Regions from separate parts of the Homo sapiens genome. Here region 2 is linked to region 1. A link is a contact called in ENCODE Hi-C or POLR2A ChIA-PET data. All regions are on one chromosome and are shown on one strand. Each heading gives the region's core, a stretch centred on a gene start or an enhancer-like site at or near the end of the contact. The rest is flanking DNA. Distances are from core to core; before and after follow the strand shown.

What was found. Hi-C counts contacts between places; a loop is a spot of excess contacts on that map. ChIA-PET counts read pairs that join two places held with the same protein, here RNA polymerase II (POLR2A). Pooled maps may share reads with other maps.
Region 2: a pooled map shows a loop between it and region 1 (2.7-fold over the local background). The contact joins two enhancer-like sites. A Hi-C loop is called at or near these places in 4 of 50 pooled maps. POLR2A ChIA-PET finds 5 or more read pairs at or near these places in 4 of 52 experiments (MCF 10A, Panc1, activated CD8-positive, alpha-beta T cell and 1 more).

What each region holds. Positions count from the first base shown.
Region 1 is chr1:229,025,443-229,031,472 of GRCh38, forward strand. No RefSeq gene overlaps it. Among named protein-coding and RNA genes, the nearest start is that of LINC02815, 130 kb to the right of the region's middle. RefSeq lists an enhancer at 2,082-2,819. Within about 2 kb of position 2,214, at least 7 of the 41 ENCODE cell types and tissues checked have a DNase peak (open chromatin) inside an H3K27ac peak, as active enhancers do.
Region 2 is chr1:229,183,708-229,189,737 of GRCh38, forward strand. No RefSeq gene overlaps it. Among named protein-coding and RNA genes, the nearest start is that of LINC02815, 32 kb to the left of the region's middle. RefSeq lists an enhancer at 3,048-3,097. Within about 2 kb of position 2,385, at least 3 of the 41 ENCODE cell types and tissues checked have a DNase peak (open chromatin) inside an H3K27ac peak, as active enhancers do.

The DNA.
Region 1 (6,030 bases), core at 964-3,463:
ATTATGAGCCTGCTCAACCCCTCCCCAGCCACCTAGCTCATGCAGGGCCTTCGCTTCTTTGGGCCTTTCCCTCCTTCATGCCATGAGAAGTAAAGGCCAAGAAGGGTCGCAGGACATAGGCCCTGGGGGCTAGGAGCAACCGCCAGTGTGGATGTGTGCATACTAAACCCAGGGCAGGGCAAAGAGAAACACTAGGACCCAGAAACATCTGTCTCAGAAGTGCTTTCATCCTGCTGGGATACACTAAGGTACAGGCAGGAAGAAAGCCCCATGCCTGAAGGGGAAGCTACTGAAGACACAGCAGGTGGCTGAGCAGTGCCACAGGTGACAGCTCACTGCTGGGCTTGTTCCTGCACTACCTTCCCTGGTTTGTCCCCTGGGATGCTGGGGAAAGAAATTATGTTGGGATTTTTTCTATAAATAATTTCCTGTCATTGTGTGTAATGATTGGCGAATAATTTCACAACAACTGGCTGTTTCTTTGTTGCATTCTAAACTTGAGCAGCACTGTGGATCATCAGCATTTTCTGTCTCCCCGCCATTTGAAAAGAACAGTTTCCTGGGACAATTCCTTGAGCCCAGGTCGAGGCTGCGGTGAGCTATGATCACGCCACTGCTCTCCAGCCTGGGTGACGAAGTGAGACTCCATCTCTAAAATATAAATAAATAAATAAATAGCAAAATGTTTCCCTTTCTCCATAAGAAAAATGCTTTTAAAAATTTCTCCTCAGATGCAAACATGTTAAACCCAAGTAAATGTCCCTTCACCTGGGTAGGCCTCAAAGGAAAAGTTTCAGCCACCTGAAATGCCAGTTAGCTGGTCAGCCTGTAAGACGCTTGTTTATTTGTAAAGAAATAGCCCATTCTGCGCAGTCTCAACAGTGGCCCTGGGAAACGGCAGCCCTGCTTTTATTTTTAAACCTCAAAGTTCATCTTAGAGATAAAGCTTTCTTTTCTCATGAGAGGCTGAGTGTCGTACATGGGTATGAAGGTGTAACATAGGCCTTAGACAATCATTTGTAACCTTAGAGGCAACAGGAACATTCAGAGCTGCCTGCCAGGCCCAGACACTCAAAGTGCTACAAAGTCGCCGATCTTTGTGCTTTGGGAGATCAAGTAGTTCCCTTCCCCAGGGCTATATTTCAACCAGGGTTGAGTTCATCTTTGTGCTTGTTTTTTCCCAAATAGCTCACTTTCTGATTTTTTTGGCTTAATAGTGAGATTATTTAAGAGGCACCAAAAGAAAAAGCTCAGTGAAAAAATTGTTTTAGCAATAGAATGAGTTAGTATGAATCCCAGTGCTCATCATAATATTGACTGTTATACACATAAAATACGAATGGCGAAAGAATAAGAGGGGTTCCTTTTTTCTTCTTCTTCTTCTCGAGATGGAGTCTTGCTCTGTCGCCCAGGCTGGAGTGCAATGGCACGATCTCAGCTCACTGCAACCTCCGCCTCCTGGATTCAAGTGATTCTCCTTCCTCAGCCTCCCGAGTAGCTGGGATTACAGGCGTGTGCCACCACACCCTGCTAATTTTTTGTATTTTTAGTAGAGACAGGGTTTCACCACATTGGCCAGGCTGGTCTCAAACTCCTGATCTCGTGATCCACCCACCTCGGCCTCCCAAAGTGCTGGGATTATAGGTGTGAGCCACTGCGCCTGGCCAAGACGGGTTCTTTAACAGTGGAAATAGAAACGTCATCTTCTGCAACGCTGAGCATCTGCAAAGCCCCCCACAGACAGTCTACTCAGGTGAGAACTGAATTTCCTCCCAGAACACTCTCTCCATTGTCATCCTTCCTTCCCCGATCCCAGGTGAATACATGTGGCACAGAGCCCCTCAAAGAGGCCTTCCATTCCCTTGTCCACTAATTTGATTTTCAGAATGTGGAGCCACGTGCCCCCTGGGGCCTGGCCTCTGCTCCCTGCTGCAGGTGCAGAAGCAAACAGACCATGGGGCCATGAAGTTTAACAGGCTGCCCAGGCCCGGGCACTCAGACCCTGCTGCTTCTCCCACCTCCCACCTCGCACCTCCCCACAGCCTTTTCTATCACACAGCCAAGGATTCCTGTTCCCCATCCTCTGTTGCTTATCATTTCTCCTGACCCACGCACAGAAGGGACTCTATTTCTAGGAGCATCAGAGAGAAGCTTTCAAACTTTTTTGCTCATGACCCACAGCAAAAAGTGCATTTTCTGTTGCAATTAAGTGCACATGCACACACAGCTGACTCACATCTAAGTCAAAAGTTTCAGGAAGCAATACTTCCTTTCACTACCTGCAAAGCCTTCTGTTACTTTCTGTTCTACTCTTCCCAGGCCGCACCACCCCCCACATTTCAACAATGCTCGTTGAAATCCACGAAACTGATTTCCCAATCCCCTAACGGTTTATGGTCAGCAATTTGGAAAACACTGGCTGAAATACTAATGAAAGGGCATCGCGGGCCTTCCCTGATGCGAGGGGAGGAAGGAAGGCTTTGCTCAGCTCTACGTTCCCACAGACCCACTTTTCCTGCCCTTTGCCCCACATCCCACCTGCCACTTGTGATTAAATAACAGTTTAACATCACCAAAGCTCCCTTTCACTCAAGAACTAACTCAATTAGGCTTGAGCTGGTGGGAGCTTAAAGCAGATTAAGGGAAGACAAAGGAGGCTTTGGGGTTTATCTTCAGCTTTCATGTTCCTAGGAGCTCTCTCTTCCTGTGCTGAGTCTTAAGCATCAAAGGGAGGGAGGCAGGGAAGGAGAGGAGAGGGGAGGGGAGGGGAGGGGAGGGGAGGGGAGGGGAGGGGAGGAGAGGAGAGGAGAGGAGAGGAGAGGAGAGGAGAGGAGAGGAGGATGGAAGGAAGGAAGGGGAGGGAGGAAGGAAGGAATGAAGGAAAGGATGAAAGGAAGGAAGGAGAGGAGAATGGAAGGGAGGAAGGGGAGGGAGGAAGAGAAGAAAGAGAAGAAAACTCTCCCAAGCCCCCATCATGGGCTGAGGCCAACCAGCACTGCACTGGTCACCCCCACTTTTATTTTTAAACTTCAAAGTGCATCTTGGAGATAAGGCTCTCTTTTCCCATGAGATGCTGAGGGCTGTGTTTGGGTGTGCAGGAATAACGTAGGCCTTAGACAATTACTTGTAACCTTAGAGGTACTGGGAGGGTTCCGGGCTGTGCTGGGCCCAGATACTCAAAGTGCTTCCTGAGGAAGATGTCCGTGGTTCAGCTCAGGGATGGGCACTGCTCCCCACGCTCCTCCAATGGGGCAGCTCCCTGCTCCGACCCCACCTCCCACCTCCCCCAGCAGCTCAGACAGCCATCTGTGCGGCAGATGAGCTGCACACAGAAGGTGCTCGGCAAACACTTGCCGAATCCCCTGAAATGGTCCATCTGGGCCCCTTTACAAATCGAATTCTTTCTAGATCAGTGGCGCCCAACAGAATTATAATGTGAGCCACACACGTCATCTTACATTTTCTAGTGGCTAACTAAGAAGTAATAATAATAAAAAGAAACAGGTGAAATTAACTTTAGCAATATACTTTGTATATAAAAATCATTATCATTCCAACATGTAATCGTATAAAATTTGTAAGATTTTTATAGTCTCTTTTTCTAGTACCAAGGGCTTGAAATTCAGTGTCAGTTTGGAATTGCCACATTTAGAGTGCTCAGTAGCCGCATGGGGCTTGCAGCTACCACCCTGAGCTGCAGCTCTGAACTCTAACCAGGACTCGGGGCAACTGGGGCCCAGGCTGGAGCTCAGCTCAGAAGGAAGGTGCTAGGTGGAGTCCTCCAGCCACAAGTCACAAAGCAGACTGTGTTGGGGGGCCTTTGCCACTGCACCCCCCTCCCCACCGTCCTCACTTGCCTTCCCCACCTGGCACTGTATCTGGTGGGAGGAGATGGGCAGGGCGTGGGAACAGAAGGAATGGATGAGGACTTAGAGATGTGTGAGCAGCTCTCACAGCCATACACTGCCCCTGCTGGGGAGTCCATGTGGACCCCTCAGCTGGGACTGACCCCATCACCTGTAGTGAGACACACCAAGAAACACGCCCCATCAACACAAAAATGTCTGCTAGGCCAAATCTGGCACAAGCTTAGTGACAGCTGAGTTAAATTACTGTATCCATGGTGCAGTCACCAAATACTTGCAGCCCTCAATCATTTTCAGCTGTCTTTTTGGGGACAACAGAGACATATACAGATTGTCAATTCAACATGAGCTCATTTTATTAGACGCAATCAGCCATATGGCACTTTGCGACCAGTAGACGTGCTCCTTTGACAATCAGTGTTATTGAGCCTGCTCAGTAATGAGTTAGCTACTGGTCTTGTCTTCCCTTAGAAGAATCCATTTAACTCCTATGAGTGAGTCAGCTTTTTCCTAAGTGACATCTTTGAGGGGAATGCAATGCCAGCTTGTCACATGCCAGGCTCTGGCGCTCAGTTCCAGAATGTTAGAGCTGGGAAGGTCTTGGTTCTCTCCTAGTCCTGTGGCTTTTGAGCTTTACTTTCTAAGTGCAAAACTTTCTTTCAAATGAAATCTTATGGGGAGGCCTGACTAAGACAGATTCTTCTGTAGGAGCTGGAAGGACAGCACAGAGCTCTCCCTCCCTTCCTCCTCCCCAGGCACCTCTGTGTGGTCAGGGTTTATTAGAAAACCAGCAACGCTAGGCAAGCCACTCATTGTACACATCTTAAAAGCAGGACCCAGAGCAGCTGTGTGTGATATAGTCACACTGTGCCATGACAGAGCCAGGGTTGGAATTCCACTCTCAGATTCTAAGACCTCTACTATTATTATTATTATTATTATTATTTGAGATGGGATCTTGCTATGTTGCCCAGACTAAAGTGCAGTGGCCCTTACAAAGATCTCTATTTTAGTATTTCCAGAGAGTTCCATGGAAGATCTTTGAAAGATACAAATGGTCCCACATGTAGAAACAGGTTATCATGAGGTTTGTTAGAGTTTATTGAGTGCTGTGTGAGAGGCCCCATGCAATGGCTTTCCATGCCAGCCCACAAATTTCAAACTGCAGTAGGAATGGCATTACGTTCCCAGCCTAAATGCAGTTATCCCTAACTGCCCTCAGGACCTGGCATCTAGAGGCTGGGGCACCATGGGGTCCCAAATTCTCTGTGCCCTGAGACCTTGAGTCTATAGAACCAGCATGAATGATATAGAAGTTATTAAGAAATTGTTTTAGGCAGTTAGTGTGGGTAAAAGAGTTCTCAGTGGAATTTCCTTTTAATAAAAAGCAGCCCCCAAACCATTTCTTTTCTAACAGAAAGCAGCCCAAAAGCCAAGCTGCAAGCATAGATAAGCAAGCTGGAAGGTCACATGTGTAAGTGCCAGCAGCTGTACCTGGAAGCCAAGTACATTCCAACATGGTGACTTCCCCTCCCTCTCCTTGTTGTCACCTGTGCAGGTGTCATGGCACCACCAGGTTGAGGCCACATTTGCATAATAAAAGATTAGGGTGGGAGGGCCAGTTTCTTCGAAGGCTGTGTAAATGACATACCTGGCCAAACCAATCCCCTGGGACCTACGTAAATCAAACACCGCCTCCTCAAGCCCCTCTATATAATCAACTGCATCCCACCCCAAACTTAGAAACCCTCTTGGGCACCCCCTTCCTCTGCCTGAGGAAGCTCTCTCTCTCTCTCTTCTTTCTGTGTCTATTAAAGTTTCCGCCCCTTAAACCTACTCCGTGCGTGTGTGTCCATGTCGTTAATCTTGTCGGCTCGAGACAACGAACCTCGGGTATTTCCCCAGACAACGAAGCCACTTCACTCTCAGATTGGCTAATGAGGCCCCTGCTACTGTGGAGCTGGCAGAGGTTTTAGTGGGAAGGGTCAAGAAGGGCCTTCATGGGGCCCTGGGGGTTCCTTAGCAACAGCAGCAGAGGGCTGTAGATAGGTCTATGGATGTCAGGGAAGACTCTAACTGGGGTGGGAAGGCAGATTCCACAGAAAAGGACAGCTAGCTAGCGATAGTCAGGTTCTATTATACATCTGGGAGACCTGTACTTGGC
Region 2 (6,030 bases), core at 1,135-3,634, 160 kb after region 1:
TGAGTTTTAATATCATCTAGATAAAAAACAAGAAAAGCAGCAAGTCTACACCTCAGCGCTCTCTCCAAGTGACACACCCACTCACATCTGCACACACATTACTCACACTCATACACACTCTGTCACCCTCACATACATTCACATTTACTCACATGTCCTCTAGGCCACACACATGAACACCCACACGCAGAGATGCCCCAGTACGTTTGGACACACATAGCAGAGGCTCACCCCCAGAGCTTACATGAGAACAAGAGAACACGCCTTTCTAGCCTCACACTACTCAGCACTAGAATCTACTGGTCCAACAAGGCTAGTCTCATTAGAATGCCGTAAACTTACCCTGCAAATCAGTGTTGGCCAGTCTCTGTGTTTTTTGTGGATGAATCCCCCAAATGATTTCATTCATCTTTCAAAGCTCAGCACCAATCCAATCTCCCTCATAAAGTCTTCCTCAACTACTATTAATACCTCACCTCTATGAAAGGCAGAGTGGCCAGTGGAATGCAGCTCACAAGCAAAACTGGGGACCCGCTGCTAGAGCCCGGTGCCTTCCTGTCTGCAGCCTGGAGGCGGCTTTGACTGGCTCACTGAGTCTCCCAGCCCTTGGCACAGAACAGGCCCTTCGTCAACAATGAACCTTCTCATTGACTCTTAAGAAGCTGTGACTTTATTCTGTAGGTAATGGAAATTCAGTGGACACTTCTAAGAAGATTAACCCTGGGAGCTAAGTGATGAGAACTTATGAACACAAAGAAGGAAACAAAAGTCACTGGGGTCTACAGGGTGGAGGGTGGAAGGTGGGAGGAAGGAGAGGAGAAGACAAGATAACTGTTGGGTACTGGGCTTGATACCTGGGTGATGAAATAATATGGACAACAAACCCCTGTGACACATCTCTACCTATGTGACATGTCTTTACCTATGTTACCTATTTAACAAATAAAAGTTAAAAAAAAAGAAAATTACAGAACACTGCTGGAAGAAATATTTAAATATTTAAAAAGATTAACACAATCAAATCTGTGTCATAGGAAAAACAAGTTTGGCAGTGGGGGTGGGAGGGGCTAGATTCAAAGGGAGAAAAGCTAGAGGCAGGGAGACGGACAGTTATTACATTTCTGCATGGGTTCAGTTTGTCAGCGGGCTCATGAGCTGCTAGCTCCAGAAGATGCCTGAGACCCCACGTAGTCCAATTTCTTCACCTACAGCTGAGAAAACTGAGGTGGGGAGAAGAGAAGACACAGCACGTTCTAGCAAAAAGTCAACAAAGACATGTAGCAAAACCAGACCTTTGCTACCCAACCTCAAGGCACATACGCCACAGTGGAGGATCAAGGCAGAGACATAGGCAGCAGAAGAAAGATCCAGAACATAACAGGACCTAATTACTTCCAACATGAGTGACAAAGACCATAAACCCCAAAGGAATTGCAGCGAGGGAAGCATCAGCACAAGCTGAGAGACACGGAGTGGAATTTGTACTGGAAAATGCATGTCCAGGAATTGTGAGTAGGCGTTGGGGGACCCCTCAGGAGTCCACCCAACTGACGGAAGAGAGTTAACATGGGATACATGTGGTTGGACACATGGGATGCAGCAGGGGTAGCTCACGGAGGGCACTGAACCTCAAACTAATGAATCTGGACCAGACTTAATTGGCAAAATATAGTCAGTGCAACTGCACCGGACCAATCTGGCTCAACTTTTTTTTTTTTTTTTTTGAGACAGATTTTTGCTCTGTCGCCAGGATGGAGTGCAATGGCGCAATCTCGGCTCACTGCAACCTCCACCTCCTAGGTTCAAGCGATTCCCCTGCCTCGCCTCCCGAGTAGCTGGGATTACAGGCATGCGCCACCACGCCTAGCTAATTTTTGTATTTTTAGTAGAGATGGGGTTTCATCATGTTGGCCAGGCTGGTCTCAAACTCCTGACCTCAGGTGATCCACCCATCTCAGCCTCCCAAAGTGCTGGGATTACAGGCGTGAGCCACCACACCCCACCCAGCTCAACTTTTATGTAACAAAGTTATGACTTGTTTTTCAGTCATCATGGACTCCCAGGTTGAAGGTCACATGACCTGAGCCTGCCCAGGAGATCTAAGTGTGCAACCACAGTGGGGACCTACGTGCTGGGACGGAGGAGCAGGGACTGAGTTAAGAAGCAGACACTGGATGGTAGGATCCGGGATCCAATCAGATGGAGCTCCGGCATCATCCCATGGCAGGAAGCAGTCAAACCATGCCTCCCGGCATCACCTCATTGCAAGATCCATTTAGACCACACCTCATTACCCTGCGCTTATAAAACACAAACCAAACCCCAGCTTGGGGAGACAGACTTGAGCATTTCCTACTGTCTCTTTGCCAGTTGAGTCGCAATAAAGCTTTTTCTTTTCTCAAAAGCTGGCACAATGGTATTGGCCTCTATGCGCATTGGGCGTCAAGCCACTGATTGCTAGGTTACAAGTGTTCTTGAATATAAGAACAGCTGGATTAAATTTGTATCTTAGGAAGATTTCATCAGTCAGCCTTCAGTATGATTTAGAGAGGAGAGTAGAGTTGGAATGACAGTTTTGAAGCTCATGTAAAAAGTCAGTGTATCTATCATTGTGCATTGAATAATCCCATAACTTAGTGGCTTAAAACAATAATCAGTGACTTGTATCTCTCAAAGTTTCTGTGGATCAGGAAGTCAGGAATGGCTTGGCAAGGGTAGTCCTGGCTCAGTCATGAGCTGGAGGCTTCAAGCAAATGTCAGCCCCTGACCGCAAGTAACTTACCCGCCTCGGCCTCCCAAAGTGCTGGGGTTACAGGCATGAGCCACCACGCCCGGCCTCCCTGCTTTATTATCTCCATTTTGTAACTGACAGACACTAATCCAAAAACCTCAGAGCTGAGGAAGCACAACCTTCAGACCAACTCTCAGAAGCAGGGCGGAATGAGAAAGACACAGAACAGTACAATGTTTGAATCATGATGAAGCCTTTCAACAGCATCATCCAGGCTCATCCTTCACTAAACCTCCCTACCTGCCTCCTGCCCCATCCCTTCATTTAGAGCTGGGTTCCTGCTGTGGGCAAACATCTACTAGGGCCTGTATGGGAGTAAAGCAGACCTCAGTTAGGGAGGCCAGCAGCAGAAAAACTCGACTTTCACTTTGGGTTTCTGTTTGACTCTTGAAAGCCACATCACCAGGCCTCTTATGCAGCTAGGAGCTATGAAGGTGCAGGGAAAGAGCAAGATCAGGGAGGGCAGCTCACAGAAAGCCTGTGCCTACCCACGTAACTGAATTCTGCCACTTCATGGATACTGTGAAAGAACGCTCCACTTAAAGAGAGTCACTACACAGATACCCTAACCTGTAAAACACAATAACTGGGAACCAATCAGCAAAAAGGTTTTTGTATTTTTTATTGACGTATCACAGTTGTACATATTTATGGGGTGTATGTGATATTTTGATACCTGTATACAATGTGTAATGATCAAATCAGAGTAATTGGAATACCCCTCACCTCAAACATTTCTTTGTGTTGGGAACATTATATTTTTTTCTTCTAGTTTTTCTTTTGAAATATACAATAAGTTATATTGTTTTATTTTGTTTTTGTTTTTTGTTTTCATTTTTGTTTTTTGAAACAAGGTATCACTCTGTCACCCACGCTAGAGTGCAGTGGTACAATCAGGGTTCACTGCATCCTCAACCTCCTGGGCTCAAGCGATCCTCCCACTCCAGTCTCTCAAGTAGCTAGGACTATAGGCATGTGCCACCACACCCAGCTAGTTTTTCTGGAGACAAGTTTTCCCCATGTTGCCCAGGCTGGTCTTGAATTCCTTGCTTCAAGTAATTCACCCACCTCAGCGTCCCCAAGTGCTGGGATTACAGGCATGAGCCACCATGCTTGGCTTACAATAAACTACTGTTAAGTATAACTTCTCTGCTGTACTATTGAATACGAGAACTTATTTCTTCTATCCGACTGTATTTTTGTACCCCTTAACCTACTTCTCTTCATCCCTACAGCCCCCTTCTCTTCCCAGCCTCTGATAACCACCATTCCATTTCCAAAAAGTCTTTAAGGGGATGAAAATAAAAGGTGGGAAAAGATGAGCCCAAACTGGAAAACTGGGATAACAATCTCAACCTTTAACAAAATAGAATTCAAGTTAAAAAGAATCATAGGTTACTGGCAAAAAGAATCATACAGCCAAAAGATATAATCACCTAAATTCAAAACCATATATCCTCAAAATACATGAAGCAAGGGTAAATCAACAGTTGTGGGTGAAGACTTAGCACACCTTTCTCAAACACTAATGGCTTGAGCAGATAAAAATTATAAACAAAGATATAGAGTATGCTTGAACTATGAGTTATATACAGGACTCAATGTCTAACAAAGAGAAGATACACATTCTTTTCAGGCATACATAGGATGTTTCTAAAAACTGACTATGTACCTCAATGATCAATTCTAAAGAATCAATATTATATATATATATATCTCCCATGTATTCTCTGACCACATAACAATAAAATTAGAAATCAATATCAAAAAAGTATCTTTTTGAAATACCATATCCAACTAACCCTTAAATAACATGGGAGTTAGGAACATTGACCCCCCGCTCAGTCAAAAATTCACATACAACTTTTGACTCCCTCCAAAAGCTTTACTAATAGCCTACAGTTGACAGGAACATCACCGATAACACAAATAGTTGATTAACACATACTGTGTATGTTATATGTATTATATACATTATTCTTACAATAAAGAAAGCTAGAGCAAAGCAAATATTATTAAGAAAATTCTAAGAAAGAGAAAATACATTTTCTATTGATTAAGTGGAAGCAGATCATCATCAAAGTCTTCATCCTCATCGTCTTCACATTGAGTAGCTGGGGAGGAGGAGGAAGAGGAAGAGTTGGTCTTGCTGTCTCAGGGGTGGCAGAGGCAGAAGAAACCTCCAGTAGAAGTGGACCCGTGCAATTCAAATCTTTGTTGTTTAAGGGTCAACTATGTCTGGAAACCAATTAACATGCTAACAAATATATTTACATTAAAATAAACTAATAGGAAAATTATAAAATAAATAACAATGAAAACACTGCCAAGCAAAACCTGGGGTGCCAGGCCCAGATGGTTACCTAGGTAATCTCTACCAAAATTTCAAAGAATAAATAATATGCTACATAATCTTACTGACTCTAATAGCGTATTAAGAAAAATTACAACCAATTAGTATTCAGCTCAGGAAGGCAAGAATGGTTCCATGGAAAACATTTGTCAATGTAGTTAACATTGCTAGAATAAGGGAGAACAATTCTATGATTATCTCAATTTCTACAGAAGAGACACTCGGTAAAGTTTAATAACTATGTATTAAGGTGGGGGAAATCTCTTAACAAATTGAAGAAACCAAAGATAGAAAGGGAATGCCTTAACTTAGAAAAGGTTATACATCAGAAAACTTACAGCAAATACTCTGCTAAGGGAGAAGCTTGACCCTCACTCCCTTTAATTGTGAAAGCAAGACCATGCTCTTCCGTCCAGGACTGCCCTTTAACATAGTCCTGAAGGGCTCAGCCAACAGTGCAAGAAATAAAAAGGAAAGAGCAGAAGAGTGGGAGGGGAAAAGATAAAAATATCATAATTTGCAGACTGTAGGATCATCTATAATAAAAAAACAAATGGAGTTTATAAAGATCATTGAAGACCAGAAAAACTTAAAAAAAATCATTTGTAGCATTTCCCTTTACCATCAAAAGTCAATAAGAGAATGATAATAAGATGGTGACTCACAATAGTGACAAAAATTATCTTGTATCCAGGAATTTAATTATGGAATACTTAAGACCTAGGCGGGGTGTGGTGGCTCATGCCTGTAATCCCAGCACTTTGGGAGGCTGAGGTGGGCAGATCATTTGTGGCCAGGATTTCAAAACTATCCTGGCCAACATGGTGAAACCCCATCTCTACTAAAAGTACAAAATTAGCCAGGCATGGTGATGTATGCCTGTAGT